Regions from separate parts of the Homo sapiens genome. Here region 1 is linked to region 2. Evidence: read pairs that join two places in POLR2A ChIA-PET (ENCODE). Cell type or tissue: Panc1. All regions are shown on one strand. Links, peaks and the distances in the headings refer to the core of each region. The heading gives the core; the rest is flanking DNA. Region 1 has its middle 16 kb from the start of DENND2B. Region 2 has its middle 25 kb from the start of AKIP1.

Evidence for each region. ChIA-PET counts read pairs that join two places held together with the same protein. Peaks named below come from ENCODE experiments on the same cell type or tissue, not always from the same donor. Only the 100,000 strongest peaks of a DNase experiment are listed, where the experiment ranks them.
Region 1: POLR2A ChIA-PET joins it to region 2 with 8 read pairs; 13 of 35 experiments call an interaction of 5 or more read pairs at or near these places.

The regions. Positions count from the first base shown.
Region 1 is chr11:8,819,925-8,832,805 of GRCh38, reverse strand. It overlaps a transcript of DENND2B not described here. Among named protein-coding and RNA genes, the nearest start is that of DENND2B, 16 kb to the right of the region's middle. RefSeq lists enhancers at 1-164, 1-215, 165-966, 3,747-4,246. In Panc1, for the core only: no CTCF peak of the experiment used is centred there; no DNase peak of the experiment used is centred there; H3K27ac peaks cover 538 bases.
Region 2 is chr11:8,879,751-8,892,631 of GRCh38, reverse strand. It overlaps a transcript of DENND2B not described here. Among named protein-coding and RNA genes, the nearest start is that of AKIP1, 25 kb to the left of the region's middle. In Panc1, for the core only: no CTCF peak of the experiment used is centred there; no DNase peak of the experiment used is centred there.

The sequences.
Region 1 (12,881 bases), core at 2,611-10,610, 59 kb after region 2:
CATACAAGGGCCTCACCATCCCTGAATTGCCAGAATCCTTGTTGTGAGAACCCAGTGCCTCCCAGTCAGGGCCCAGGAAGCTGTGGGTAAGCTCTTGGTTTCCTTCTCGGCCAGACACTTCTGGGAAACTATCTGCATTCCTTTCTGCCCAACTCTGCCTCTGGGCTCTGGGGCTGTGTGGGGTGTGGCTGCCTCATGCCTCTGTGAGGAGGAATGCTAGTTCCACTGAGACCAGCCATGGAAGGTAACCAGGAGTTTGAAGGTGGAATTCCCTTTTCTTGCAGTCCTAGAGCCAGGAGCTAGCTTTTCATGGATTGTGATGAGGTGTTGGTTCTTTTTTTTTTTTTTTTTTTTGGAGACAGAGTCTCGCTCTGTTGCCAGGCTGGAGTGCAATGGCACAATCTCGGCCCACAGCAACCTCCGCCTCCCCGGTCCAAGCAATTCTCCTGCCTCAACCTCCCGAGTAGCTGGGACTACAAGTGTGCACCACCATGCCCAGCTAATTTTTGTATTTTGTACTAGAGACGGGGTTTCACCGTGTTGGCCAGGATGGTCTTGATCTCTTGACCTTGTGATCCGCCCACCTCGGCTTCCAATAGTGCTGGGATTACAGGCGTGAGCCACTGTGCCTGGCCGAGGTGTTGGTTCTTTTAAAAATTTTCCAACTTGCTTTCCTGTCTCGCTGTCACTCTGGAAGGCGGGGGTGAGGGGTAGGAGGAGAGACAGTCGGCTCAGTCGGCTGTGATCCATCTTTGGCACTGGAGATGGGTGTGGCAGATACCTTTTGTGAGGAAGGAGCTTAGAGGCAGATGAGAGAATCTGCCTCTTGGTCTTGGTATAACTGGACGTCTCCCCAGTCTGGCTCTGTTGACACTCTGAATGGTTTGTGAAGGCATCCTCTGGCCCCTGAAGGCATTACCATCCTTACCAGGTTTAAAATCTTTCAGAGTGCACCCAGCATCATCAGCTCCTGCAAGCAGAAAGGGCCCAAGGGAGCATGAACACACACTGGGTAGAAGTTAAGCCTGGTTTTTTAAAATTTAAGTTTAAATTTTTAATTATTTAGGGAGTGAATCCTACAGAATTTAATTTTTCCATCTTTTTTTTATGGAGACAGGGTCTTGCTGTGTTGCTCGGGCTGCTCTTGAACTCCTGGGCTCAAACAGTCCTCTTGCCTCAGCCTCCCAACGTGCTGGGATTACGGGAGCAAGCCACCCCACTGTGTGCAGCCCAGAAGTTGAGCCTGAGAGGTAGGCTTATTGCCCTGTGTCTACCCAAGGGTGTGTGTGTGTGTCTGGAAGTGGAGATTAGGAGTGAATGCATCTTATAAACAGGAGAAGATCTGGAGAGACGATGGTGGGGGCTGGCTGTGGGGAGCACAAAAGCTGGGACTTTTGCAGAGGTGTATTTGCTCCCGAGTGGCCAGAAGCCAGGAGTAGTGGGGAAGGTGGGTTTAGGCATGCTAGGTTATGCTTGCATTGCTGAGTACCTTGGGTGTGATGGCCAGGAATGCTTTCCTCTGGGAATTGGGCCGATCTCCTGACAATCCTCCCCATTTTACACCCATTACATACTTATGTGATTCTTACCTATCAGGGAGGTCTTGGGGTCATGTGTTGTGGGGCAGAGGCTCTGAGTCTAAGAATGGGCTGGTCAGCCAGGGGCTCCACCTCCCAGTTTGTTGGCTTCCTCAAGGATGCCATCCTTCTTTGCAGCTGCCAATCTTCACTGGTGTCTGTGCCCTGGCAGGGTATAGAGCCCTTCTCATGGGTGCTCTGCCTCTTTGGGGGCTTGAGAACAGATGGGGCTTAATTTGAAGCAGATTTCCCTCCAGGGCCCAGGTATGAAATATATATTAGAAGATGACTACTGGTCTTGGCTTTTCTTTCTTATGTGTCTCTTTCTTCCTTTTATCTTCCCACTACTGTCAGGCACTGTGAGCAGCTGTTGCTATCACACGGGCGGATCAGAACATGAAGAATGGAGCTAAATAGAGCTGTCTGCATGCTGTTCTGATGGGCTCAGGCTCAGCCTCAGAGAATAGGTGGATTGGAGCCTGTGATGGGGGCTCTTTCCCCCACCAGAGTGGGTGAAAGCAGGGAGGAACAGGCGGGAAGATACTTTAGGAGTTGGGAGGGTATTAATTCCACCTCTTCTCTCCTTCCTCTGTACCCCAACATTCCCTGTGAGTTGTCAAGGGCTGGAGAGATAACAAAGATCTTTCTTTCCACCATCAGGCAGTAAGGCAATGCAGCCCTCGCTGAATTTTCAGCTCCACTGACATTGTGATGCAAATATTAAATAAAGCTTATTTTCTGACCTGAGGGAATTTATAAGCTATTGGGAGAGACAGTGTTTGTTAAACAAGTAGAGAATATCCAAGATCTTAACTGTGTTGGTTTACGAACCATGGATACATTTATAGTTCAGAACAAGAAAGTTGTATCTTAAAACCACAGAAAACTTTCCTTGGAGGAGGCAGGATTTTTCTGGTCTTTAAAGTTGGGTCAACTTTATAAGGAAAGGAGAGATGTTCACTCCAGTGTCACGGCGATGATCTACCTTGGAGGGGTAGGTGTGGCAGAGCAGAGCCAGGGACCTGAGCTCTGGAAGTCCTGCCATTACATAGGTGATGTGAAGTGATGCAGTGAAGGTGGAGTTTTGTGGAAATCTCTCCTGTAGATCGATGAAAATAGGATAATTTTGGAGAGGCCAGAGAAAGGCAGTGAGGAGGCCTGCTAAAGGACCTGGCAGGTCAGCAACAGGAGAGAGGAAGGGGGCGAGTCCTAGAGAATATTCCAGAGTAGATGAGGCAGGACTGACATGAAGGATGAACTTGAGGGGCAAGACGGAAGACACCAACGTTTCTGACCTGTGAGAGCTAACCAATACTGACACGTTCTGTTTGTGAAGTACTTGGACTTTTCAAAGCACTTTTTCATTCAGCAGAGCATTGTCTGGGCTCTTAGAGTTCATCTAGTCTGGCTCTGTTTTATAGAAGGGGAGATTGGGGACGAAAGGGGAAGCGACTGTTCCCAGCACACACAGCTATTTAGTGGTGGGGCGGGACCCGTGATATAGGCCTCTCCCTCCTAAGACAATTTTAAGACAACAGCAGCATGGAAGAGAGTGTGGGCTTCGCAGGAAGTCCGTCTGGCTGGATAACATTAGGTGATAAACCAATCTCTGAGAGCTGAGAGAAACTTACTCAGAAGCATTCAGACCATATCAATGGTTCAGCTCCTCAGAATTGTTTTTGAGAACCACAGAGAAGGAAGATGGACTCCTTGGGTCCTTCTAGTTCTCAGATTCATAGGAGTGCACAAAAATAATGTATATGAATAGTACTGAATGGGGCTCCCCGGAGACTGGCGGGTCTCCAGTGTGGTGCCTTTCTAAGGGAATTTTCAAGATAACTTGACTCCACATGATTTTTGCCTTGTGCTGACCACGGAAGCTGACTGCAAAGACACCACTGCTGAATTGCGCTGTGGCCAGTCATCACCACAGCCAGGGGCTCAGCATTGCAGTGACGGCTCTGATGTGTCACCCACTCCTCTCCCACCTCCTCTTACAACATATGCTGCACATGCACATGCACACACATACCACACACACAAACACCACACACACCACACATACTACACACCACACACACACCACACATATGCACACACACCACATGCACAAAAGCACACCACATACCCACACCACACACACAAACACACCATACACACCACACCACACACACCACACACAAACACACCATACACACACACGCACAACACACTCCACACATACTACACACACACCACACACATGCACACCACACACACACCCACACACACACCCCACACACACACACTTTCTCCTCCCTTCCCTGCCTCCCTCCTTCCTTTCATCTTACTTTTTGTCCTCCACAGTTTCTTGTCTCATCCCTGTCTTCCACCTCTGCTCCCCGCTCTTGTCTGGTCTAATTAACTTCCTCTGTTGGAGCAGCTTCCCCTCTTGGGTAAACTCAGACATGACCGCAGCAAAGCAGCGTGGAATCTTCTGTTTGGTCAGTGTTCCCTGAAATGGTGGTGGCACTCAGCCATCCGGGTCAGAAGCTGGAGTCCTTCTGGAGCTTTGCTCACCTCTGCAGCTGGTCACCTCCGAGTCCTTGTTTCCTATTAAAAGAGTGCTCGGTCCGCCCTGCTTGTCCCCATTCTCACCACCCCACATGGCAGGAGAGGAAGCAGAGAGGGATCATGGTGGAAGAAAGGAACGCAGAGATGAGGGTCCCCTTTGGTGTCCTTGAAAGCAGTGACCCCTCACAGAGTGGGTTCTTGTGGTCTGCGTCCTGACCCCCAGCTTCCCCGCAGATACAGCTGCATTGGAGCCCCTGAAGACAAACCAGAGAAGTGCTGCATCCTGGGGGGCAGGAGGCTTTGCTTTGCCCAGGGCTGGGCTCCTGAATGAATTTTGGTGCAGCCTTAACGGCCGAGTTGTGCTGTTGAAGGTGCACTGCTCTGTGTCCAGGCACTTCTGGAAGAGGAAGTCAAGGTCATGAGGCTGAATTAGGCTTTGTGTGCTCCTTCTAGGTTCTCAGCGTCTGTCTGGTCCTTTACTTGCTTTAGATCTCTGCCCCAGCCACTGTAGGCAGGAACAGCTCTCTTCCTTGAGAACTCAAGAGGTTCTCAAGGTAGTAAACTTCATGGTGCTCTTAGTTTAGTCTGAATGGCCTTGGCCTTGGGGTCCATCCCAAGTTCCATAGCCAGCAGTTGGGTCCATGTCTCACATTTTTGTCCCTGTCTCCTCCACACAACATTGCCACAGTCCACCCCCGTTCCCCCTCCCCACCTCCAGTCTGGTGCAATAGGGATTTAAGGAGGAAATGGATTACCTGGATAGTAGAGGAAGGAAGTTTGTGGCTGGCAAATTGTTATTTTATTTGGAAAGTCTATCCCATTCTCTCCCAACCCTCAGAGCATAAGGTGAAGTCAGATGTCGTTGAGCTGTCTCTCTTCCTAGCCATCTTGGATAAAACAGAGGTACAGGGTTCACCCTTCAGAAGCTTGCTGAGACAGTCTTATTTACTAAAACAACAACAAAACAAAAAACACTTCAAGCCCCCAAATCCCAACCACATAAGTCTCTAAGCCTCTGACAACTCTCGCATCTCTCTGGGTCTTGGACCCTCTGTGACAAAGCAGTGGTAACTTGGTAACTGTCTTGGGAGCACGCAGAGAGAGTCAAGCCTCATCTTGCCAAATTTTCCCAGAGTATGCACCCCTTCTTCATCTCCTCTGGGCCTTTACCTTAGAAGAGCTGTGTCATGCATTACTGATGGCAGAGGCTGTCTGCATTGGAGATGAGTGGCTATAATCTTTCATCACCTTCAGGAGAACTGTGAAATCGTTGACTTCCTTTATCTGCTCGGGTTTGAGATGAGCTAGCATCTACCAGTTTTAGCCTCTGGAGTCCCATGGCCTTGTAAGAAGGGAGTGTTCTGCTGGCACTAGCTGTGCGGGGGACAGTAGTCCTTGACCCTTTGTTCTTTTCACTCTGCCTTCCTCCTCTCAGTCGTTCACAGCTCAGCCAACCAGCTAAGTGGGGTGTAGGCAGATGTATCACCCCAGGGTAAGGAGCCCCAGACAGGGAGGGAATAAAGGCTTTCTGAATTCTTTCTTTCCTGCAAATTCAAAAGGCTAAGTGGTGCTCAAGTATGTTCCCTGACATCCCTGGGAGTAATGCTCAGGAATTCCCCCAAATTTGCCACTCTGAGACTTCCAAACAAGCTTCCTCCTGTTTCTGTCCTTCAAGATCTTAAATTGCTTTCTACTCTCCCCGTTCCCTCCACATTCCTCTGCTTTTCCTTTCATCATCTCCCTCATCTTCCCTTCCTTGAATCGTGGGGTCTAATTGATTTCTCTATCACACAGGTTGTTCAATGTTGATCTCTAAGTGAATGAACATTCATAAGGACCTCTTTTTACACAAAGGCAAACTAGCTCTCTTCCGCAGAAACATAGGATGGGCCCAGTGCATGTCTTGTTAGATAAGGAGCTAATCATTGCATAGATTAGGAACTTCTAAGTTCTTAACCTTGGGGAAAAAGAAGATAGTTTAAAAAATGGCATCTTCTCCTGTAGGATGTTGACGTTTATTTAGTATGACTCATCTGTAGATCAGGGCCGCCTTCCATGTTCCTAGGATAAGAACCGGATGTTGAATGGCCACTGCTCTTCTCTCTCCCCAGATCCTTAGAAGAAGCATCATAGGGTTCCTTTACAGGAGATAAGCTGGTATGTCTATATCCCAGCAATCCCTGAAGAAGCTGAAATGCTGCATTCCTACCATCTAATGTTTCGGTTACAGCATTTAAGCCTGAGTCCTTGCTCACAACAGCTATCAGATGACAGCTTAGTATAGGAGGTTAAAGATCCACAAGAATTCACTCTGATAGTTAAAAATATCACTGTGATTCTGCTTGTAGTGAACCATGGTTTGGGGAGATGATGGGTCAGAATTGTTTGGATTCCTGAGCTGCTCTATATCCTTGATAAAGCTCGGATGGTCAGAGCCCCAGCTGGGAGGTTTTGATGTGACTAGCAGGAGGGACAAAGGGCAGGTCAGGCAGGGCCCAGCTGTCTCTTCTTTCTGTGAGCGTTCTTTATTCCCCAGAGATGACTCCGTGGGGATAAAAGCGGTAGTTTTCTATCTTCTTGTTCTGCAGGAGAACTTACAACCTCATGAATCAGACGTGTTATCTTCTCAGTTTAAGGGGCTCCAAAAGACTTGATTTCCTTTTTTTCTTTCAATATATTTGTCTGAAATGTTATTCAAGACTCCATTTACCCCGGGACTGCAAATATAATATATGTCCCCTGGAAACACTTTTGTTCTAACCAGAATGGAGCAGAGTAGGACATGAATCTCATTTGATCTGGGCCCTGTGTTTTGTCAGCTAAACTCAAAATCACATTTGCTCATCAGTTGACTCATATTGAACCTTTCCTCAGGTCTTTTTCACTAATAACCATCTTTATCCTGTTGTCTTGCAGTATTTTTCTAAGCTTCAGTGTAAAATTACATATTTTACCCTTTAAAAATTTCATCTTGCCGTATTTAACCTATGGTTCCAGTTTGTGGAGGCTTTTCTCTCTGATTATATCTAGTATATTCATTATCCCTCCCAATTAATTTATCATAAACATATTTGATAATTGTGTCTTATCCAAGTCATTGATAAAAAGGGTAACCATGATGAGATCTAGAATAAATGGGAAGAGAAAGGAATATTACAGGGCAACATCCCTGATGAACATAGATGCAAAAATCCTTAACAGAATACTAGCAAATAGAATTCAACAGCACACTGAGTCTAATAAGACAAAGGTCCAGTATCCAGCATCTATAAGTAACTTAAACAAATTTACAAGAAAAAAAAAACCCATTTTTAAAAAGTGGGCAAAGGACATGAACAGACACTTTTCAAAAGAAGACATACATGTGGCCAACAAGCATATGAAAAAAAGCTCAACATCACTGATCATTAGAGAAATGCAAATCAAAACCACAATGAGATACCATCTCACACCAGTCAGAATGGCTGTTATTAAAAAGCCAAAAAAGTATAGGTGCTGGTAAGGTTGTGGAGAAAAAGGAATGTTTATGTAGTGTTGGTGGGAGTGTAAATTAGTTCAACCATTGTGGAAGACAGTGTTGCGATACCTCAAAGACCTAAAAACAGAAATACCATTCCACCCAGCAATCCCATTACTGGGTATATACCCAAAGGAATATAAATGATTTGATTATAAGATGCTGGGTGCAGTGGCTCATGCCTGTAATTCCAGCACTTCAGGAGGCCGAGGCAGGCAGATCACTTGAGGTCAGGAGTTCGAGACCAGCCTGGCCAACATGGCGAAACCGTGTCTCTACTAAAAATACAAAAAAAAAAAAAAAAATAGCTGGGTGTGGAGGTGTGCGCCTGTAGTCCTAGCTACTCGGAGGCTGAGGCAGGAGAATTGCTTGAATCTGAGAGGTGGTGGCTGCAGCAAGCCGAGATTGTGCCACTGCATTCCAGACTGGGTGACAGAGTAAGACTCTGTCTCCAAAAAAAAAAAAAAATTTTGTTTGATTATAAAGATACAAGCACATGTATGTTCATTGCAACACTATTCACAATAGCAAAGACATGGAATCAACCTAAATGCCCATCGCAGTAGACTGGTTAAAGAAAATGTACATATACAGCATGGAATACTATGCAGCCATAAAAAAAGAATGAAATCATGTCCTTTGCAGGAACATGGATGGAGCTGGAGGCCACTATCCTTAGCAAACTAATGCAGGAGCAGAAAACCAAATACCGCATGTTCTCACTTATAAATGGGAGCTAAACATTGAGTACACATGGACACATAGAGGAGAAGAACAGGCACCAAGGCCTACTTGAGGGTGAAGGGTGGGAGGAGGGAGAGGATCAGGAAAAATACTAATGAGTACTAGGCTTAATACCTGGGTGATCAAATAATCTGTACAACAAGCCCCCATGACACAAGTCTACCTGTATAACAAACCTGCATATGCACCCCTGAACTTAAAAAAAAAAAAAGAGGCCAGGCATGGTGGCTCACGCCTGTAATCCCAGCACTTTGGGAGGCCTAGTTGGGCAGATCACAAGGTCAGGAGATCGAGACCATCCTGGCTAACACGGTGAAACCCCACCTCTACTGAAAATACAAAAAATTAGCCGGGCGTGGTGGTGGGCACCTGTAGTCCCAGCTACTGGGGAGCCTGAAGCAGGAGAATCGCTTGAACCCGGGAGGCGGAGGTTGCAGTGAGCTGAGATCACGCCACTGCACTCCAGCCTGGGCGACAAAGCAAGACTCCATCTCAAAAAAAAAAAAAAAAAGAAGAAGAAGAAGAATGAGCAGTGGCCTCAAGTCACAAAAAAAGGAAAAAAAGGGTTCATGTACCATGATCAAGTGGGATTTATCCCTGGGATGCAAGGATTGTGTATTAGTCCATTCTCATGCTGCTATAAAGAACTGCCCAAGACTGGGTAATTTATATGAGAAAGAAGTTTAATTGACTCACAGTTCCACATGTCTGGGAGGCCTCAGGAAACTTAGAATCATGGTGGAAGGCACCTCTTCACAGGGTGGCAGGAGAGAGAATGAGTGTAAGCAGGGGAAATGCCAGGAGCTTATAAAACTATCAGATCTCATGAGCCTCACTCACTATCATGAAAACAGCGTGGGGGAAATGGCCCCCATGACCTAATCACTTCCCATTGGATCCTTCCCATGACACCTGGGGATTATGGGAACTACAATTCAAGATGAGATTTGGGTGGTGACACAGCCAAACCATATCAGATGGCTCAACATATGCAAATCAATAAATGTGATAAAAACAGATGGGATGTGCCTAAACTTCTAGGAGTTCCAGAGCTCCTCTTCCTGGTTGATGCAGATTCATTTCATAGCACTGTTTGGACCCAGCTGTCCTGAGTTACCAGTCCATCCAGCTGCCGGTGCATCTCTGATTTTTTTTTCTTTAAAGATCAAGAGAGATTTTTCTGAAGTCCAGATAAATTATGTCCCTGACATTCTTTGCCATATGTATGTGCATATGTGTGTATTCATTTATGATATATATATTATATACAAATATATATTGTGTAAATATGTATGGATATTACTTTTTAAGTCCCCAATCTGTTATTTATGGATCACTTACTAGCTATTGCTGAGTGTTTTACATGTATTATCTATTTTATTCCCTACAATAATTATATAGTAACCTCATTAACTAAAAGTAATGATGTCTCTTGATGCGATTTGTACTTAATCTCCAGGGATCAATACTTCCTTCTCTGAGTCCTTGCCACTTTTTATATATTCTTTTCTGGAGTTTTGCCTATGATATTGATTAAGAAATATTTTTTGAGCACTTGCTATGTACAAAGAAAGTACTGCATTACAGCCTGCTGGAAATTCAAAGATGAATATGCTAGAAGAGATTATATGTAATTAAAAATGTAAGGGAATGAACAATAGCTTGGTAGGGAAAGGAGGAAAAACAAAAGAACAGTCCTGAGTGTGAATGGAATGCCGAAACTAGCCCACCTGCAGAGTTCGAAAGGGAAACCTTTAGAAGCCATGGGGATGGTACAGTCCACGTTAGATTCTCTTCACAGAGGTGGAAAGTATCCAGTTGACTGACAGTTTTAAATCCTATCTCAGTACCTTGTTGGAGTGGCTCCGTGAGTCCGAGGTCAAAGCGGAAGGTTGCAGGAAAGAGTCCACTTTTGAAATCTTTTCTTTAAAAAAATGTTGCTAAACGTTCAGTTATAAGATAAATCCTGGGAATCTAATGTACAGCATAGTGACTATAGTTAATACTGTATTGTTTACTTGAAATTTGCCAAGAGAGTAAGTCTTAAGTGTCCTCACCTCTCCCCACCACATACACAAAATGGTAACTGTGTATGGTAATGAATGTGTTAATTTGTTTGTGATAGTTGTTTCACAGTGTATTAGTATATCTAATTATCATGCTGTACATCTTTAGTATATAGAACTTTTGTCAATCATAACTCAGTAAAGTTGGAAAAAATTGAGAAATTATTTAAAATATGTAGAATGTCTATTTTTATATGTATAGTTTAAGTGACCCACCACCTAGCTTAAGAAAGAAAATGCTACTATTAACTTTAAAATCTCCTGTGTCCTTACCAGTAATTGATTTAATTTAAGAAAATAAATGTATGTTGAATGGTAGAAAATAGTTCACAAGTTTGAGACCAGCCTGGGCAACATGGCAAAACCCCCTGTCTACAAAAAATAAAAAAATTAGCAGGGTGTGGTGGTGCACACTTGTAGTCCCAGCTACTCGGGAAGCTGAGGTGGGAGAATTGCTTGAGCCTGGGAGGCAGAGGTTGCAGTGAGCCAAGATCTTGCCACTCCACTCCAGCCTGGGCGATAGAGCCAGACCTTGTTTCAAAAACAAAACAAAACAAAACAAATCTACAATAGCAGCAGTGTAGAATATGTAGAATTTAGTAAAAAGGAAAAAAATTGCTAACATGATTATTGCTTGGTATAAATTTTTTTCACTTGCATATGTCTTTACATTTTAATGTAGTTATAGCTTTATTATGCATAATTAGCGTTGTCTCCCATGCTAATAAAGTCTTCGTAATTGCCATTTAAAGTTAGTTCTTTTTTTTTTTGAGACAGGATCTCTCTCTGTCTCCTGGGCTAGAGTGCAGTGACGTGATCACTGTTCACTGCAGCCTCTATCTCCTAGGCTAATGTGATCCTCCTACTTCAACCTCCTGTGTAGCGGGGACTACAGGCTTGTGCTAATTTTTTTTTTTTATTTTTGGTAGAGACAAGGTCTCTATGTTGCCCAGGCTGGTCTTGAACTCCTGGTCTCAAGAGATCCTCCCACCTTGGCCTTCCAAAGTGCTGGGATTACTGGTGTGAGCCAGCTAGTTAATTTTTAAATAAAAAACGTGTTATAAATTCAAAAGGTACAAAAAGATATACAGTGAAAAGCAAGTTTTCCTCCCACCCTCTTTTCTCCTTAGAACAAATTGCTGCTACCAGTTTGTGGTTTATAGTAGTTTCTTTTAAATTTTTTAAATTTAAATTAAATTAAATTAATTAATTAATTTTTTTTTTTTTTTGAGGCAGAGTCTCGCTCTGTTGCCCAGGCTGGAATGCAGTAACACGATCTCAGCTCACTGCAACCTCTGCCTCCTGGTTCAAGCAGTTCTCATGCCTCGGCCTCCTAAGTAGCTGGAATTAAGGCATGCGCCATCATGCCTGGCTAATTTTTGTATTTTTGGTATAGATGGGGTTTCACCGTGTTGGCCAGGCTGGTCTCGAACTCCTGACCTCAAGTGATCCACCTACCTTGGCCTCCCAAAGTGCTGGGATTACAGATGTGAGCCGCTGCACCCAGCCATAGTCATCTCTTACAATGGCTGCACAATAGTCCATCTAGTGCAGTTTTTCAGACCAAGGGCCATAATCCATTATTGGGTCAGGAAATCAGTTTAGTGGGGCTCTATGTACTTCGTTTTCTTAATTTCTTAATAACATAGATTAGGATTGAAAATAGCAGAGAGCATCACATACAGTAAAGATAGTGTTGTTTTGAGAAACCTTTTTGGTTCAGTTTTTTACACACATGCACATACACACACACCCTCTCACACATGCATATGCTAGATTACAATGTAAAACATTCTTTATTGGGTTGCGGTTTAAAAAAATACTAATCTAGGAATGACTGATATGGAGATTGTTTCTAATTCTTAAAATTATTAAAAATAGTGCTGGAAACAGACATTTATTCTGCATACTTAGGAATTTTCTCTTAGGATATTCTCCCTGAGTGAGGCTACTGAGTCAAAGTCTGTGAGCATTTTAATTGATAAGTTACTTTCCAAAAGCCATATCCCATTTACTATTTAATAAATGTCATCTGTGCTTTGTTTAGCATAGGTTATTTTTATTTTAACACAGACTGTTTTCTATGGGTAATATATGTGATATATATATTTTTTAACAGAAAGGGATGATTTATTAATTTTACCCCCAAGTAATATAAAGTGAACATTTCCCTATTTTACTAAATATTCTTCAACAGCAGTGATTCTCATTCTGGGGGCGACTTTTCTTGGGTGTAGGGTAAATACTTTAGTGCTTCCCAAACTTGAGTCAGTCTTACCTACCTTTATGATTTTTTCCTGTAACCATGTATTGTATATACTTTTATTTACTTATCTTTAAATTTGGCTTTTAAAAACTTTTTACTTTTAAATAATTTTAGACTTAGAGAAAAGTTGCAATGGCAGTACAAATTCTCCTAATCTT
Region 2 (12,881 bases), core at 3,185-11,184:
TATTTGCGTAGAGGTGTTTATAGTATTCTCTGATGGTAGTTTGTATTTCTGTGGGATCGGTGGTGATATCCCCTTTATCATTTTTTATTGTGTCTATTTGATTCTTCTCTCTTGTCTTCTTTATTAGTCTTGCTAGTGGTCTATCAATTTTGTTGATCTTTTCAAAAAACCAGCTCCTGGATTCATTGATTTTTTGAAGGTTTTTTTGTGTCTCTGTCGCCTTCAGTTCTGCTCTGATCTTAGTTATTTCTTGCCTTCTGCTAGCTTTTGAATGTGTTTGCTCTTGCTTTTCTAGTTCTTTTAATTGTGATGTTAGGGTTTTAGATCAATTTTAGATCTTTCCTGCTTTCTCTTGTGGGCATTTAGTGCTATAAGTTTCCCTCTGCACACTGCTTTAAATGTGTCCCAGAGACTCTGGTATGTTGTGTCTTTGTTCTCATTGGTTTCAAAGAACATCTTTATTTCTGCCTTCATTTCATTATGTACCCAGTAGTCCTTCAGGAGCAGGTTGTTCAGTTTCCATGTAGTTGAACAGTTTTGAGTGAGTTTCTTAATCCTGAGTTGTAGTTTGATTGCTCTGTCGTCTGAGAGACAGTTTGTTACAATTTCTGTTCTTTTACATTTGCTGAGGAGTGCTTTACTTCCAACTATGTGGTCAATTTTCGAATAAGTGCGGTGTGGTGCTGAGAAGAAAGTATATTCTGTTGATTTGGGGTGGAGAGTTCTGTAGATGTCTATTAGGTCCGCTTGGTGCAGAGCTGAGTTCAATTCCTGGATATCCTTGTTAACTTTCTGTCCCGTTGATCTGTCTAATGTTGATAGTGGGGTGTTAAAGTCTCCCATTATTATTGTGTGGGAGTCTAAATTTCTTTGTAGGTCTCTAAGGACTTGTTTTATGAATCTGGGTGCTTCTGTATTGGGTGCATATATATTTAGGATAGTTAGCTCTTCTTGTTGAATTGATCCCTTTACCATTATGTAATGGCCTTCTTTGTCTCTTTTGATCTTTGTTGGTTTAAAGTATGTTTTATCAGAGACTAGGATTGCAACCCCTGCCTTTTTTTGTTCTCCATTTGCTTGGTAGATCTTCCTCCATCCCTTTATGTTGAGCCTATGTGTGTCTCTGCATGTGAGATGGGTCTCCTGAATACAGCACACTGATGGGTCTTGACTCTTTATCCAATTTACTAGTCTGTGTCTTTTAATTGGCACATTTAGCCCATTTACATTTAAAGTTAATATTGTTATGTGTGAATTTGATCCTGCCATTATGATGTTAGCTGGTTATTTTGCCTGTTAGTTGATGCAGTTTCCTCGTAGCATTGATGGTCTTTACAATTTGGCATGTTTTTGCAGTGGCTGGTACCGGTTGTTCCTTTCCATGTTTATTGCTTCCTTCAGGAGCTCTTGTAGGGCAGGCCTGGTGGTGACAAAATGTCTTAGCATTTGCTTGTCTGTAAAGAATTTTATTTCTCCTTCACTTATGAAGCTTAGTTGGCTGGATATGAAATTCTGGGTTGAAAATTCTTTTCTTTAAGAATGTTGAATATTGGCCCCCACTCTTTTCTGGCTTGTATAGTTTCTACCAAGAGATCCACTGTTAGTCTGATGGGCTTCACTTTGAGGGTAACCTGACCTTTCTTTCTGGCTGCCCTTAACATTTTTTCCTTCATTTCAACTTTGGTGAATCTGACAATTATGTGTCTTGGAGTTGCTCTTCTCGAGGAGTATCTTTGTGGTGTTCTCTGTATTTCCTGAATTTGAATGTTGGCCTGCCTTGCTAGGTTGGGGAAGTTCTCCTGGATAATATCCTGCAGAGTGTTTTCCAACTTGGTTCCATTCTCCCTGTCACTTTCAGGTACACCACTCAGATGTAGATTTGGTCTTTTCATGTAGTCTTATATTTCTTGAAGGCTTTGTTCATTTCTTTTTACTCTTTTTTCTCTAAACTTCTCTTCTCACTTCATTTCATTAATTTGATCTTCAATCACTGATACCCTTTCTTCCAGTTGACTGAATTGGCTACTGAAGCTTGTGCATTCATCACGTAGTTCTCATGCCATGGTTTTCAGCTCCATCAGGTCATTTAAGGACTTCTCTACACTGGTTATTCTAGTTAGCCATTCGTCTAATCTTTTTTCAAGGTTTTTAGCTTCTTCTCGATGGGTTCAAACTTCCTCCTTTAGCTCAGAGAAGTTTGATCATCTGAAGCCTTCTTCTCTCAACTTGTCAAAGTCATTCTCCATCCAGCTTGTTCTGTTGCTGGCGAGGAGCTTCGTTCCTTTGGAGGGGGAGATGTGCTCTGATTTTTAGAATTTTCAGCTTTTCTGCTCTGTTTTTTCCCCATCTTTGTGGTTTTATCTACCTTTGGTCTTTGATGATGGTGACGTACATATGGGGTTTTGGTGTGGATGTCCTTTCTGTTTGTTAGTTTTCCTTCTAACAGTCAGGACCCTCAGCTGCAGGTCTGTTGGAGTTTGCTGGAGGTCCACTCCAGACCCTGTTTGCCTGGGTATCAGCAGTGGAGGCTGCAGAACAGTGAATATTGCTGAACAGCAAATGTTGCTGCCTGATCGTTCCCCTGGAAGTTTTGTCTCAGAGGAGTACCCAGCCGTGTGAGGTGTCAGTCCGCCCCTACTGGGGGGTGCCTCCCAGTTAGGCTACTCGGGGGTCAGGGATCCACTTGAGGAGGCAGTCTGTCCATTGTCAGATCTCAAATTCCGTGCTTGGAGAACCACTACTCTCTTCAAAGCTGCCAGACAGGGACATTTAAGTCTGCAGAGGTTTCTGCTGCCTTTTGTTTGGCTATGCCTTGCCCCCAGAGGTGGAGTCTACAGAGGCAGGCAGGCCTCCTTGAGCTGCGGTGGACTCCACCCAGTTTGAGCTTCCTGGCCGCTTTGTTTACCTACTCAAGCCTCAGCAATGGCAGGTGCCCCTCCCTGAGCCTCGCTGCCACCTTGCAGTTTGATCTCAGACTGCTGTGCTAGCAATGAGCCAGGCTCCATGGACATGGGACCCTCCGAGCCATGTGCGGGATATAATCTCCTGTTGTGCCGTTTGCTAAGACCATTGGAAAAGTGCAGTATTAGGGTGGGAGTGACCTGATTTTCCAGGTGCTGTCTGTCACAGCTTCCCTTGGCTAGGAAAGGGAATTCCCTGACCCTTGCGTTTCCCGGGTGAGGCGATGCCTCGCCCTGCTTTGGCTCATGTTCATTGGGCTGCACCCACTGTACTGCACCCACTGTCTGACAAGCCCCATTGAGATGAACCCGGTACCTCAGTTGGAAATGCAGAAATCACCCGTCTTCTGTGTCCCTCATGCTGGGAGCTGTAGACTGGAGCTGTTCCTATTCGGCCATCTTGGAACCACCTGTCCATCCTTTTTAAGGCTGAATAATATTCTGTTGTATGCACATACCACATTTGCTTATCCATTCATCCATTGATGGACATTTTTGTTGCTTCCACATTTTAGCTATTGCAAATAATGCTGCTATGAACATGGGTTTATAAATATCTCTTTGAGACCCTGGTTTCAATTTTTTGGGTATATACCCATGGTTGAATTGCTGGAACATATGGTAATTCTATTTATAACTTTTTGCAGAATCACCATACTGTTTTCCACAATGACTATACCACTTTATATTCCCACCAAGAGTGTACAAGTGTTCCAGTTTCTCCATATCCTCACCAACATTTGTTACTTTTATTTTGCCTTTGTTTTCCTTAATGGTAGCCATCCTAATAGGTATGAGGTGGCATCTCATTGTAGCTTTGATTTGCATTTCCGTAATGATTAGTGATGTTGAGCATCTTTTCATATTGTTATTGGCTGTTTTTGTATCTTATTTTGAGAAATGTCTATTCAAGTTCTCTGCCCATTTTCGAATTATGTTGTTTTTTGTTGTCGAGTTTTAGGAGTTCTCTACATATTCTGGATGTTAATCCCTTATCAGATATATGATTTGGAAATATCTCTCATTCTGTGGGTTGCATTTTTACTCTGTTGACAGTTTCCTTTGGTGCCCCCAAATTTTTAATTTTAATGCAGTGCAATATATCAATTTTTTCTTTTGCTGCCTGTGCCTTTGTGTCATATCCCAGAAATGATTGCCAATTCAACGTTTTGAAGCTTTGGCCTTATGTTTTCTTCTAAGAATTTTATTGTTTTAGGTCTTGCATTTAAGTCTTTGATTCATTTTGAGTTAATTTTTGTATAGGCGTTAGGTAAGGGTCCAAGTTCATTCTTGCAACAATGGCCACCAGCCTCTTTCTCTGCACATCTATGATCAGAAGCAGCAATCAGCAGACAGAGCACAGATCACTGACATTTGAAGGACAAGATCCTTTTTGCCCATCCTGGCTCCAGCAAGCTGTTTCAGGAAATGTGTACAGCTGCCTGCCATGGGGGTGGTCATGGGTAGCGTCCACTACACTAAGAGCCGAAATTGACCAAAATTAACCACAATTTAGGTCCAAGCCTTTTCCTGGAAGTCACAAACCTTCAATAGACTCTAGAGTTCCAAAATAATTACATCAGACAGATGCTGCTGTGCAAATGTTGTCTAGCTGGGGAGAGACATTCCAGCAGCTTCCTACTCCACCAGAATGCTGTCTCCTTCTCCACATTTTGTGCAGAGAACATAACTGGCCTCCACACAAAGTTTATTTTTTTCTCCCCATCCCCAGTAGTAACGAAGGCTAAGATGTTCCATTTGGGAGGGAGGGGCAGATTGGGTGTATACTGGAAGTCACAGATGGTGGTTGTGGATCATGGGGAGGGACCTCAGGGTTGAGGTGGCTCAAATTGTTATCTGAGGTGCCTTGGCTAAAGGATATTATAGCAGGTAGAGAGGTATGTCACCTTTTATATTACTTTATTCCTTTGATTAGGGAAGTTTTGCTCCCCTTTGTGACCAGGCAAGACTGGGCATAAGGTATGTGGGGCAGAGGATCCTTCTAGTATGAGAAAGAAGAAAGAGAAGATGTGTGGTTAGGATTGGAGCTGAATAGAACATGTGGCTGGTGGAGAGAGAAAAGGTATGGAAGGGCTGAGTAGACTTTATGCAAGACAGATTTATTTGGTTGACAGTAGATATTATCAGTTAACACATATATTATCATCCTTTTTGCAGTTAAGTAAAGTAAAATAAGGTGAGGTAGGAGGATTATTTTAGTAAAGATAGTAGAGGGATTTTCAAATCCATTTTCTGTTATACAGTGGGGAGAGAGGGAAAATACTAGCAAATGTTTCAGGCAAATTGATTCTAAACCTGGTTCTCTGACTAACTTAATCTTTGACTACAACCAAATTGTTTAACCTGCCTAAGCATTATTGCTAGCACTTGTGAAATGAGAAGTTAGAAAAAAATGAAGATAATGCAAAATATTTTGAAAAATTATTTGCTATATAAATGTAAGAAAGCTTTATCATTCTATAATGCCAAAATATTAAGAGCTGCTGCAAAATGAAAATTTATTGTAAGATAAATCTTCACAGGCCGGGCGTGGTGGCTCACCGTGCTGTAATCCCAGCACTTTGGGAGGCCGAGGTAGATGGATCACCTGAGGTTGGGAGTTCAAAACCAGCCTGACCAACATGGAGAAACCCCATCTCTACTAAAAATACAAAATTAGCCGGGTGTGGTGGCACATGCCTGTAGTCCCAGCTACTTGGGAGGCTGAGGCAGGAGAATCGCTTGAACCCGGTAGGTGGAGGTTGCAGTGAGCCAAGATTGCACCATTGCACTCCAGCCTGGGCAACAAGAGTGAAACTCTGTCTACACCCCTGCCAAAAAAAAAGATAAATCTTCACCAAAATCATGATGAAAATTAATGGAACGGTAAGATTTAATTTACTGCAAAAATCCAACAGACATGTATTGAGTACATGTTTGTTGAGCCGTGATGTTCATGTATGTTAAAAGTGACGGACAGACCACTGATTTAATTGTCATAAATCCTACAGGTACTATCATCTAAAATTTCTCGGTGCCCTTTTCTGCTTGTTGTGTCTATGATGCTAGTTTAACTCAGTACATTTGCTTTATAAAAAGCCAGAGAAAGATGATAGTCTGTTTATCTAGGTTCTCCAAAGCATTTCCTGCCAGGCAGTTGACATGTAGCCTTGGCACAATTTCAGGAAACTGTTTGCTTCTGTTTACCCTTTCCAGATACAGCATCTCCTAAGAATTGAGGTGAGGAATCTCCTTTAACTTTTTTACATTTTAGAAGTATACTTTATTCTAACACTTTAGAATGCTCTTCATGTAAGAGCAATGAAAATCTTTGTGTCTTTAAATTAAAAAGGATATGTTTTAGTGCTTCACTAGTAGAAAAGGCAAAGCCTTAAAGCAAGTTAACCTAATAAGATGTACTCAGAAGAATATTTCTAGGCTGGGCGTGGTGGCTCACGCCTGTAATCCCAGCACTTTGGGAGGCTGAGGTGGGAGGATTGCTTGACCCCAGGAGTTTGACACCAGCCTGGACAACATGGTGAGACCTTGTCTCTACAAAAAAATTTTAAAAATTAGCCTGATGTGGACCTGTAGTCTTAGCTACATGGGAGGCTGAGGCAGGAGGATCACTTGAACCTGGGAGGTCGAGGCTGCAATGAACCATGATTGTACCACTGCACTCCAGCCTGGGTGACAGAGCTGAAACTCTGTTCTCCCCCCGAAAAAAGTTAGAAAAAAAAAGAATATTCCTTTCCTGGAATATTGTTCACATTAGTCTCTCTTTCAGAAAATTCAATGTAATTATAGCTGAACATACAAAACTTATTAATTATGGGATAGTTGTCACCATTTCCAAAATCCTTCTTTACTATGAAAAAGAACCCACCACTGAATTTCTTCAGAATGGTATGCTTTTCTTGATTCAATTATAATATTTTTCTTTTTATATAACATTTCAGAAATATTCAGTTAAGTGGCATAGACATTATATTTGAAAAATAAGTTACTCAACATTTTTATTCCTTATTGGGAGCCAATTTGTTTCTAAATGTTTTAAATACTCATTATGTAGTTAGAAATGCAGGAATGTATTATAGCTTTATTGCACTCCCAGAGTACATGTTAATTAAGTATGCATAAATATATCTTTGAGAGAATGTGGTGGCAAATGTATTAATTTAGAGATTGAAAGCTTGAGGTGTGGAAAGATATAATAACAATGCACATACTACAGTTAATTGTGAGCAAATTTATATCCTTTCTGCATATTGTTGTCACATAAACTAATCATCTCTTAATTACTTTGTCCTTCCAGAATGAATTAAAAAAGATTCTATAATTTTAGCCAGCACTAGAACTATAGGCAGCCGTGGGTGGGGAAGCAGGATAAGAAACTGTGATGAGACTGATATGCATGGCATGGGACAGGTGGCAAGAGAATAATTTAGTTTGTGATCAGGCCTAGGCCTGGGGTCAGGAACCAGATAAGCATTTCAGATTGGTAGCATATCTGTGACCCAAGATTACAACAAGGCCATGGATCAGAGCCAAATGGCCTCTGAATGGCAAGGATCATGGCAAGCAACAGGTCAGAGACAAAGCGGAGGAGGTTGTCACACAGGTACCAATGGGATTGGTAGATGGGGAAGAATGAGCAAATATCCAGAGTTGGGAGTCTCAAAGTTAAGTTCTGCCGTTAGAAAATGGCCCCTTAGTACTTCTGGACAACATAGATCTCTTCCCATCTTCCTTTCCTCTCTTTACAAGGTTTCAGACTTAGTTGGAAGACATGACTCTGGCTTTAACACACTGATATTGAAGACTTATGGGCTGAGATGAATGGCTCCCTGTTTAAGAGAATCAGAAGTCAACATAGCTTGCAGAGTAGGTCTAGAGAGTTCTGCCTTAAAGGGTGGAGTAATAAAGCCAAAGGATTCAGCAAACCAAGGGTCATCATTGGTACCATGCATGAAGAGTTATCTTCATCTTGTGAAATTGGTGACTTTGCTCCATTCTGTGACTTATCTCTGTTTTGAAACCATATTAACTCCTAGGCTGCCTGGTCCTGTAACCATCGATCACTGAATGACTGCCTTAACCCAATCCTGTAAACCTACCACAACTTAATTCTTAGAATTTCTAGCTGAATATACTAGAGGAAATAAAGAATAGGAAATCTAAATCAGATGTGGTGGCTCGTGCCTACACTCTCAGCTACTTGGGAGGCAGAGGTGGGAAGATTGCTTGAGCCCAGGAGTTTGAGGCTGCAGTGAGCTATGCTTGCACCACTGAACTCCAGCTTGGATGACAGATCCTGTCTCAAAAAAACAAAAAACAACAACAACAACAAAAAAACAAAGGAAGTCCGAAGAGGATTTTTTTTTTTTTTTCTGTTAGTAGACTAGTATTAGTATCCTTTTAGGGACTGACCCCATCCCCACCTTCACTGAATTGCCTGTCATGGAGAAAGCCCTTAATAAATGTTGGTTGAATCGTGAATTAGAGGGTCTTCAAGTGATCAAAGTAACTGAATGAAAGGAGTGAGAGAGCAACTTCTGACACAGGCATAGAGCCTGAATGCATTTTGAAGATGTGAGAGAGATGGAACTGTATCTCTATAGAGGAAAATCTAAGAAGTCAACTAAGATACAAAGAAATTACTGACCTAGCCAAGGCTATAGAACCATTGAGGGCAGTACTGGAAAGAATGGGGTGTCTTCATTTCTAGATTTCATGCTGTGCACACTAAACAAATGGTTTGTAAAGATTCAAAACATCGCTTAAGTCAGCCAAAAATGTTTTTCTATTAATCTAAAGTTTGAGTAAGTGAAATTTTGAAGACGATGGTATCTAATTGATAACTTCCTTACTCCTTAACCTGTAGATAATCTCCCTTTTTAAAGTGCTCATTACAGTAGTGATTATGTAGAGAAAAAGCTTCTGATGAAAATGTGGTATAAAATTGTATTCTTTGTTCAGCAAGTTAAAACAAGCTGGTCTGTAAGCAATTATTATCTTCATCAAATTTCCTAGCTCTAATGTTTTGGCTTCATAGGCCCAGCACGTATGCCTTCTCAAACAATTGGATGGTTTTAAAACACTTATGAGATGTTTGTGCTTATATCTTAACATAGCATCAGTTCAACAAGAAAAAGAAAAAGAAAATGTAAGATTTGGCATTAGGGCTTAGTTTGAAAAAGAAAATCAAACCAAACTAAAGAAAACAAAAAGCCCCTAATGACACTTAATCCCTGCATAGGAATGAACATTCTTCATTCAGCTTCATAATGCCCTTAGTAGCAGTGCTCTAGTTAAGAGTTCAGAAGTGTCTTTCTTTTCTTCACTCTTTAATCACTTGACATTTTTGGAAAAGAAATTTATCAGAATGCTTGTTGGCTAACCACTATTAATATTTTTATATGGGTCATATATTCTAAAGAGATCTCTTTTTGCCTTTTCTTTGGTTTTATTTGTAGTTATCCCAAATGAAAACAACAACAAAATGTGTTCTGTATTCTAAGAGCTGTTCAGGTACCCATCTGGGTGAGCAGATGATTTAAAACTGAATTAGCTTTTTGAATTCTGTGCAAGTAACTCTGTGCAAGTTACTATGAAGAATGCGCCTTTGTATAAGCTTGGGAATGTTTATTTTAAAAATAATATTTAAAAATTATTTGATTGATTGAGACAGACTCTCACTCTGTCGTCCAGGCTGGAGTGCAGTGGTGCAATCACAGCTTACTACAGTCTCAACCTTCTAGGCTCAAGAGATCCTTCCACCTCAGCCTCCCAAGTAGCTGGGATCACAGGCATGCACCACTATTCCTGGCTAATTTTTGTATTTTTTCTAGAGACAGGGCCCTGCTGTGTTGCCTAGGCTGATCTCCAACTGCTGGGCTCAAGCAGTCCACTCACCTTGGCCTCCCAAAGTGCTGGGATCACAGGCATGAACCACAGTGCCCAACCAAAAAATGATAATCTTTTAAAATTAAAAATAACCATAGATGCATTTTGAAACTTACATAATATTTTTCTAGTGGGTTAGGTTTCTGGTTACATTCTATGATTAATTAATTATTACATAGTCAAATATTTATACTGTATGTTCACCTGAAATTATTGTAATTCAACAGCTATTTATTGAGTAACAGCCATTTGCTAGAGGTTAAAGATGGAACTTATACTGATAGATAAATAACCCATGCTTTCAAGAGGCTCACAATCTGGCAGTCAGCAGATTGGCTCATGGTGAGCAATACTTATGAACAATGGTTATGGGCTATGAAGTGAGCCTTGGGTGCCAAGGGAGAGAGTAATCCATTCTCCCAAGGAGTAGGAAGAAGTCGGAGAAGGCTTTATTAAAAAGGTGACATTTGAGTTGGGCCTATCAGAGATGTTACCTTTCATAATATTTTCTGGGAAATAACAAGTTGTTTATGAGATTGGAGCATAGGATGCCAGAAGCCAGCAATGTAATGTAAAGTTTGAGGTGTCTGGAACATCTAGGTGCAGATATCCACAAGGTAGTTGGAAGTTCAGGTCTAGAAATTAAAAGAGAGAAGTCGGAGCTAGAGATAATAGTTTGGCAATATCAGCTAAATTGAATTGAAACCATGCAAGTAGATAAGATGTCCAGGATGGGCTGTGTAGAAGAGAGCCAAGAAAAAAAAATCCAATTAAAGAGTATACAGAGAAGGAGATAGTAAATGAAGGCCAGTGAAAAAGAGTGGTCATAGAGACAGGAGTTGATAGAGATATTAAGAGAATAGAGAAGTTAAGTAAGAAGCTCAAGATGCTCTAGAGAAAAGGAACAACAAGAACAAGACTGGCCGGGCATGCTGGCTCACGCCTGTAATCCCAGCGCTTTGGGAGGCTGAGGTGGGTGGATCGGTCACTTGAGGTCAGAAGTGCAAGACCAGCCTGGCCAACGTGGTGAAATCCTGTCTCTACTAAAAATACAAAAAGTAGCCAGCCAACTGTGATGGCAGGCGCTTGTTAATCCCAGCTACTCAGGAGGCTGAGGCACAAGAATCACTTGAACCCAGGAGGCAGAGGTTGCAGTGGGCCGAGATCATGCCACTACACTCCAGCCTGGGTGACAGAGTGAGACTGTCTCAAAAACAAACAAACAAAAAGAACAAGACAGAGCATTTGGAAATTAAAAAATCATAGTTGAAATTTTAAAAATTGATAGAAGAATCAGAAGAAAAAATTTACAAAATTTCCCATACAGTAGAACAAAAAGACAGTAAGATGGACAATTAGGAGATCAACCAAAGAGGTCCAACATAGAAGTCACAGGAGTTGTAGAAAGAGAAATTTGAGAAAATATATGGGATGAAATTATTAAAGGAACAGTACAGGAACATTTACTGGAACTATAGAACATGAGCCTCCAGATTAAAAAGGCCCACAAGTGCCTTAGAACGATGTTTGAAAAAGTACCCATACTAAGGCACATCACTATGAATTTTCAGGAAAATATCCTACAAGCTTCCAAAGACATAAAAATATATACATTATATTTCCCAGCTGGTAAAAAAAAATTTACCTCCTCTGCAGCCTTTCACAGAAAACCACTGGAGGAGATACTCACAAAAATGAAGGGGAAGAACAGGAAACAGGAAGACATGAGATGAAGGAAACAGGAGATTCAACATGGGTAAGGGTCGTTCTTCAAAATAAGTAGAGTAAGCATGCTTCTGAGACAGGAGATGGGGGAATGAAGATACATTTGGACATGGTAAGGGAAAGTTGAGGGAATTTACATTTCTCCTTTCTCAGTGGTGAAGGCAAGGTTACCTCCTGAGAGTGAGTAGTTGGAAGTTTTGGGAAGAGACAGGCTTGGGACAGTTGCTGTGGGGAACAAGAAGAGGATCGAAATCACTAGGAATAAAAGGATTGTTGAGCAGTATTCAGTATTAGGAGGAGGTTTGTAGTGAAGCCTGTCAGTTTTATTTATTATTTTTTAGAGACGAAGTCTTGCTACCTCTAGGAGATAACATGCGTGACCATAGCCACTGTGACCTCGAACTCCTAGCTTCAAGCTATCCTCCTGCTTCAAGGCTTGTCAATTTTAGAAATGAAGATAGTTTTTCTGTCAGGCAGCTTTAGTGCTGTTTATTGGAGATCACTTTATCTTGAGATGCTCTGAAGATGCATTTTGCAACACAAACTGAATTATTGTCAGAAAATGATTTATTTCTTCACAGTATTGAAATCTCTATTCTGGAAAGCTGAGGCTCTTAGCAATTACATATAATAAATCACATTTGGTAGTAAAAACTACACACACACACACACACACACACACACACACACACACAGTTCAAAGTGACAGCTTCCAGTGCATCTGTAACCTAGGCTTTTTGAGCTCTTAAATATTTTGGCTCTTCAAGTCTTGATTAGTTGAAAGTTGACTGATGAGTACCTAGGAGGAAGGAATTAAGAAGAGCATAGAATGCCAATTATCCTAAAAGAAAAGGAAAAAGGAAGCAAAGAAGGAAAGGAGATGTAAGAGTTTGACCTTCTAGGAGACTGAAGATGGCTCTGTCCTTTGTCTGTGGTATGTCAACCATGTTCCCCAGCATAATGGAAATGTTGGGGTAGGCTGCTGCTTAGTTAGCAATAGAGTAGATGCATGAAAACTACCACCACCATTCTATTGGTACCTAAATGTTCAAAGTAATAACTCTGACTGTACAAATGTTAATGTGACTAACCTTTTCATAACTTACTATTTCAATCGAAACTCCCTAAGCATTTATCGTTCCATTATTTTATTAGAATGCTTATTTGAATTCACTAAGCATGTGAATTTGGTCATCTCTGACTGAAGTTGGTATCTCCTCCTTGCCTCTAACCTCTAGTCTAGAATTTCCCATAATTTTTTTTTCAATCATATGTACCTAGCATAGAGAC